Linked DNA regions of Homo sapiens: region 2 is linked to region 1. Evidence: read pairs that join two places in POLR2A ChIA-PET (ENCODE). Cell type or tissue: PC-9. All regions are shown on one strand.

Region 1 (2,500 bases):
GTTACTGTAATACCTTCACTCCAATAATTCACTAATCTCATTGCGACTTCCAACCTGCTGATCTGTTTTTAACATCTGTCATCTTGCTCATCTCCTCACTCTCCTCCTTATCTTCATTCCATGGCCCAGCATTCTCTCCATTTTGACTTTTGTGCCCCTCTCTCCTCCTAACGCCTCACTTGGCCTGGCCCTGGTTAAGGCTGTTCACTAACTATGCAGTAACACTTTGCCTACAGTGGGGAGCCTGGACATCATTGGAGGACATCATAAATCATGCTGGCTGTACGCACTTCAGATCATGCCAGACAATCATACTACATACTCTTCCTGCCGAATTCCCTCTCCCCCTCTCTGAGATGACTATTCCACAGCGCTTCCTGCCCTCAAACCTTCCACTCACTCCCACACTGTTGCACACTTCACAGAGACAGATGAGGCAGTGACTCATCTTCCCACCAGTGTTTACCAACTTCTCTGTATCTGTGCCCATGTCCTCTGCCCCCTTCCGGTCTCAGTGGAAGCAGCGTGCCCTTCCCCTTGTCCCCGTCAACACCGCCACTTGTTTCCTAGATCACATCTCTCTTTACCTACTCGAAAGCTTCCTTCCCGCAGTTACTCCCTTTCTCTTCTGCAGCCTCCACTCATCCCTCTCTAATGGATCATTCCCGTCAGCATTCAGGTGTGCTGTAATATTGCCTTTATTAAAACAAGACAAAAATCCTTCCTTGACCCCACATTCAGGGCTACATTATGACATTCACGGGCCCCACACGTTTTTGCCTTCATGGGTCATAATACAAATACTGAAAAAATATTAAATAAGTAAATATTAATAATTATCACTGGTATAAAAAAGAACATAATCTAGACTCGGTGTTTCTTTTAAATTATGATTTTATTTTATTATTATTATTATTATTATTTTGAGACGAAGTCTCGCTCTGTCACCCAGGCTGGAGTGCAATGGCACGATCTCGGCTCACTGCAACCTCTGCCCCACCGGGTTCAAGTGATTCTCCTGCCTCAGCCTCCCAAGTAGCTGGGATTACAGGCGTACGCCACCATGCCTGGCTTATTTTCTATTTTTAGTAGAGACAGGGTTTCACCATGTTGGTCAGGCTGGTCTTGAACTCCTGACCTCAAGTGATCCACCCACTTTGGCCTCCTAAAGTACTGGGATTACAGGCATGAGCCACCGCTCCCGGCTCCGATTTTATTTTAATTAACTAATTTATTTATCCTGAGACAGGGTCTCTGTTGCCCAGGCTGGAGTGCACTGGTGCTATCAGGGCTCGCTACAGCCTCGACCTCCTGGGCTCAAGCAATCCTCCCGCCTCAGCCTCCTGAGTATCTAGGACTACAGTTGTGCGCCACCATGCTTGGTTAATTTTTTGATATTTAGTAGAGACAAGGTCTCACTATGTTTCCCAGTCTTGAACTCCTGGGTTCAAGTGATCCTCTTGCCTTGGCCTCCCAACTGCTGGGATTATAGGCATGAGCCACCACACTTGGCCTTTATTTTGGTTTTAAAAGAAATTTAAAATATTGGGCCCTAGGCACTGTGCCTACTGGGTAAACTGACCTGCCCACATCCCCTGCCCAGCTATTGTCCTAAATTTTGCTCCCCTTACAACAAAGCCCCTTGTGGCAGATGTATCTTCAGAAAATGGCAGGACGATCATTCTGGCTTCACGCATTCCTCCCATCAAAGGGAGGAGTCTATTATCTTTCTCTTCAACCCGGAGGAAACTTTCTGGCTGCCTTGTTGAAGATAACTGCAGAAATGACACAATGTGACTTCCAGGGCTAGGTCATCAAAAGTGATAGGTTTCCACCAGGCTCTCTTTCTCAGAACTTGCCCTTGGAACCCAGCCACCATGTTGTGAGGAAGCCCAGAGCACATGCAGGGGTTCTGGCTGAAAGCCAGTCTCAACCACCAGACATGGGTGAATGAGCCTTCAGATGACTCCAGCCCCAGCTTCTGAGCTACTCCAGCCCCAGCTTCTGAGCTACCCCAGCTAATACCACATGGAGCAGACACTATCCCTGCAGAGTCACTGTTTTAAGCTACTAAGTGTTAAGTGTTTTTTGAGGTAGCAATAGATAACTGGGAAATTCTCAAACCTATTTTGCATCCTCTTTTTAAATCTCTTATTCTTTCCTCAACTTACTCCAACTGGACGTTCATCCCCATCACTCCACAGAAATGGCTTTTATTGTGGTCACCAATGATCTACTTTTTTTTTTTTTTTTTTTTTTTTTTTTTTAACCTAACCTGCCACAGATTCATCACAGTTCACCAAACTAAGTTCTTTCTCCACTCTACATTTCAAGGACCCACACTCCTCTGATTTCACTCCAGCCTCACTCATTGCTCATTTTCTTTGCTAGCACCTCTTGCTTTTAACCAAATCTCTAAAAGCTGGGAGCTTTCCAGGCTTGTCTTTAGTACTCTTCCTTTGTTTACCCACACTTGCTCCCTAGATGATCTCATTCATTC
Region 2 (2,500 bases), 120 kb before region 1:
GAGTCTTGAGCAGATGCATCACTGTGAAGAAGAACGACATGTCGGGGCTGCACCTGTCCTCCCGTCGGCATTTGACGAAAGCTCCCTGAAGCGGGGCAGCACTCTCCTCCTGAGAGATTTACCATTTATTGCCCCTGTGAGGAATGTGTGCTTGGGAACTGCCAAGTCTTACCCCTTCTGGAAGAAGAGGTTTTCTCTGACAAGAGCCTAGAGCGTCGGCTCTATTATGCTGGGACTTGACAGAGGAGCCATGGGGTTTAAACAGTAGGAAAGAGGGGCTACGCGCAGTGGCTCACGCCTGTAATCCCAGCACTTCGGGAGGCGAAGGCAGGTGGATCACTTGAGGTCAGGAGTTCGAGACCAGCCTGGCCAACATAGTGAAACCCCGTCTCTACTAAAAATACAAAAATTAGCCGGGTGTGGTTACTCATGCCTGTAATCCCAGCTACTCGGGAGGCTGAGGCAGGAGAATCACTTGAACCTGGGAGGCGGAGGTTGCAGTGAGCCGAGATCGTGCCACTGCACTCCAGCCTGGGTGACAGAGCGAGACTCCATTTCAAAAAAATAAAAAAAGGATAAAGTAAACAATAGGAAAGGATTTGGTGGGGTGAGGGTGGGGTGTTGAGGGCTGGGCCTCATCTTGTATTCTGAAAGCTGAGAAACGGCTGGTCAGCTGGAAGGCTGGTGGATGGGCAGGAGTGAGCCAAGCTGAGGCGTTCTGCAAGAAGCAGGTCTGAGTCTGTCCAACCAATTTGTATCCTGTGGGGAGAACAACTTCATTCTTAACATACCCTACAAACCAGAAAACAAGTTTTTAAGGAAGATGCTGGGCATGCTGATAGCTTTTCTGGTCTCCTAAGGAAGAGTTTTTAAAACTAAATCCAAGGAAGAAAAATGTAACAACACGTGGAAGTGAACACTGGATGAATAAGCTTGTTTCCCAAATTAGAATCCTAACGTCCATATTTAGCTTCATGTATTCCCCTTTGGCTTCCACAGTTCAACTCCTTTTATTTTGAGACAGGGTCTCGCTGTGTCGCCCCAGCTGGAGTATAGTGGCACTACCTCGGCTCACTGCAACCTCCACTCCCCGGGTTCAAGCAATTCTCAGAGTAGCTGGGATTACAGATGCCCGCCACCACATCTGGCTAATTTTTTTTTTTTTTTTTTAGTAGACACGGGATTTTGCTATGTTGCCCAGGCTGGTCTTGAACTCCTGGCCTCAAGTGATCCACCCGCCTTGGCCTTCCAAAGTGTTGAGATTACAGGCGTGAGCCACGGTGCCCAGCCCATCTCTTAGTCTTCCATTCCCTTGGTGAATTTGGAAACTTGAAAAACTTGGGGACTTGACAGCAGGCTCCATGTTCTTCTGGCCTCACTGTACTGTGTAAGGAAAGAGCTGCTTGTCAGGAACGGAAGAGGGGACGCTAGTAAAAAAAAAAAAATTGGATTCCCCAACTGGACTAAATAGGAGTTTTTCAGGTTTGTAGTAACGTGAAACTCTCCTAGATCGAAGCAGTTAGACTGGCCTATGTGGCCTTCTCAGGGTTTGTGATTCAGTTCTTAGCGATTCTTGGCCTGATAAGTTTATGAACACAGCCCCACATTCAAGCCGTGGCCAATCCCAGCTGTTCTCACTGCTCTTGGGAGGTGTTGTCCCAGTCAGTGTTTCTGCAGCTTCCATTTGTTGTTGTTATCCAGTGTAAGCACCTGTTGAATGCAGATGTGCTGAGTTAGAGGTGGGATTTGGAAAAGGGCTGCTATTTCTGCTGTTGAGATTTCAGAGGCTATACTCTTTTTTTTTCTTTTCTTTTTTTTTTTTTTTTGAGACGGCATCTCACTCTTATCGCCCAGGCTGGAGTGCAATGGCGTGATCTCGGCTCACTGCAACCTCCACCTCCTGGGTTCAAGGGATTCTCCTGCCTCAGCCTCCTGAGTAGCTGGGATTACAGGCACCTACCACAATTCTCGGCTAATTTTTTTTGTATTTTTGGTAGAGACGGGGTTTCACCAGGTTGGCCAGGGTGGTCTCGAACACCTGACCTCAGATGATCCACCCACCTCGGCCTCCCAGTGTGGGTGGGATTACAGGCATGAGCCACCGCGCCTGGCCTCAGAGGCTATACTCTTATAATTTTGTTCTGAGGGGAGACAGGGAAAGGGTTAGACAACTTGAAACATTGACCCTGTATAAAAATGCAAAATTCTCAATGTGTATTTATAAATTTCTATTTTTTATAACTTTATGGGACTTCTTAGAGGCCAAAAGTAGTAAACATGCAGATTAAAAATGTTTATGAAAATCTCAATAAAAATTCATAATAAAAACTTTGTAAATAAATAGAACTGTAAGCTTTGAACTTAATTTGTGTTCAAAAGTTAACAGCAATGTGGACAAATAAGTCAGGCTTAGCCCTTGTGTTGGCCTAAGCACACCTGGGAACTTAGTAAAACTTTTATTTTGGAAATTTTCAAATACAAAATTAGAGAGCAAAATATA

What was found. ChIA-PET counts read pairs that join two places held together with the same protein. Peaks named below come from ENCODE experiments on the same cell type or tissue, not always from the same donor. Only the 100,000 strongest peaks of a DNase experiment are listed, where the experiment ranks them.
Region 2: POLR2A ChIA-PET joins it to region 1 with 35 read pairs; 5 of 35 experiments call an interaction of 5 or more read pairs at or near these places.

The regions. Positions count from the first base shown.
Region 1 is chr6:42,197,758-42,200,257 of GRCh38, forward strand. No RefSeq gene overlaps it. Among named protein-coding and RNA genes, the nearest start is that of GUCA1B, 4.1 kb to the left of the region's middle. RefSeq lists cis regulatory regions at 1-642, 1,513-2,199. In PC-9, no CTCF peak of the experiment used is centred here; no DNase peak of the experiment used is centred here.
Region 2 is chr6:42,078,564-42,081,063 of GRCh38, forward strand. It overlaps TAF8 (TATA-box binding protein associated factor 8), which reads left to right. Exons shown (of 9, transcript NM_138572.3): 9 at 1-2,500. Among named protein-coding and RNA genes, the nearest start is that of TAF8, 29 kb to the left of the region's middle. In PC-9, no CTCF peak of the experiment used is centred here; a DNase peak (open chromatin) is centred at 1,538; H3K27ac peaks cover 638 bases.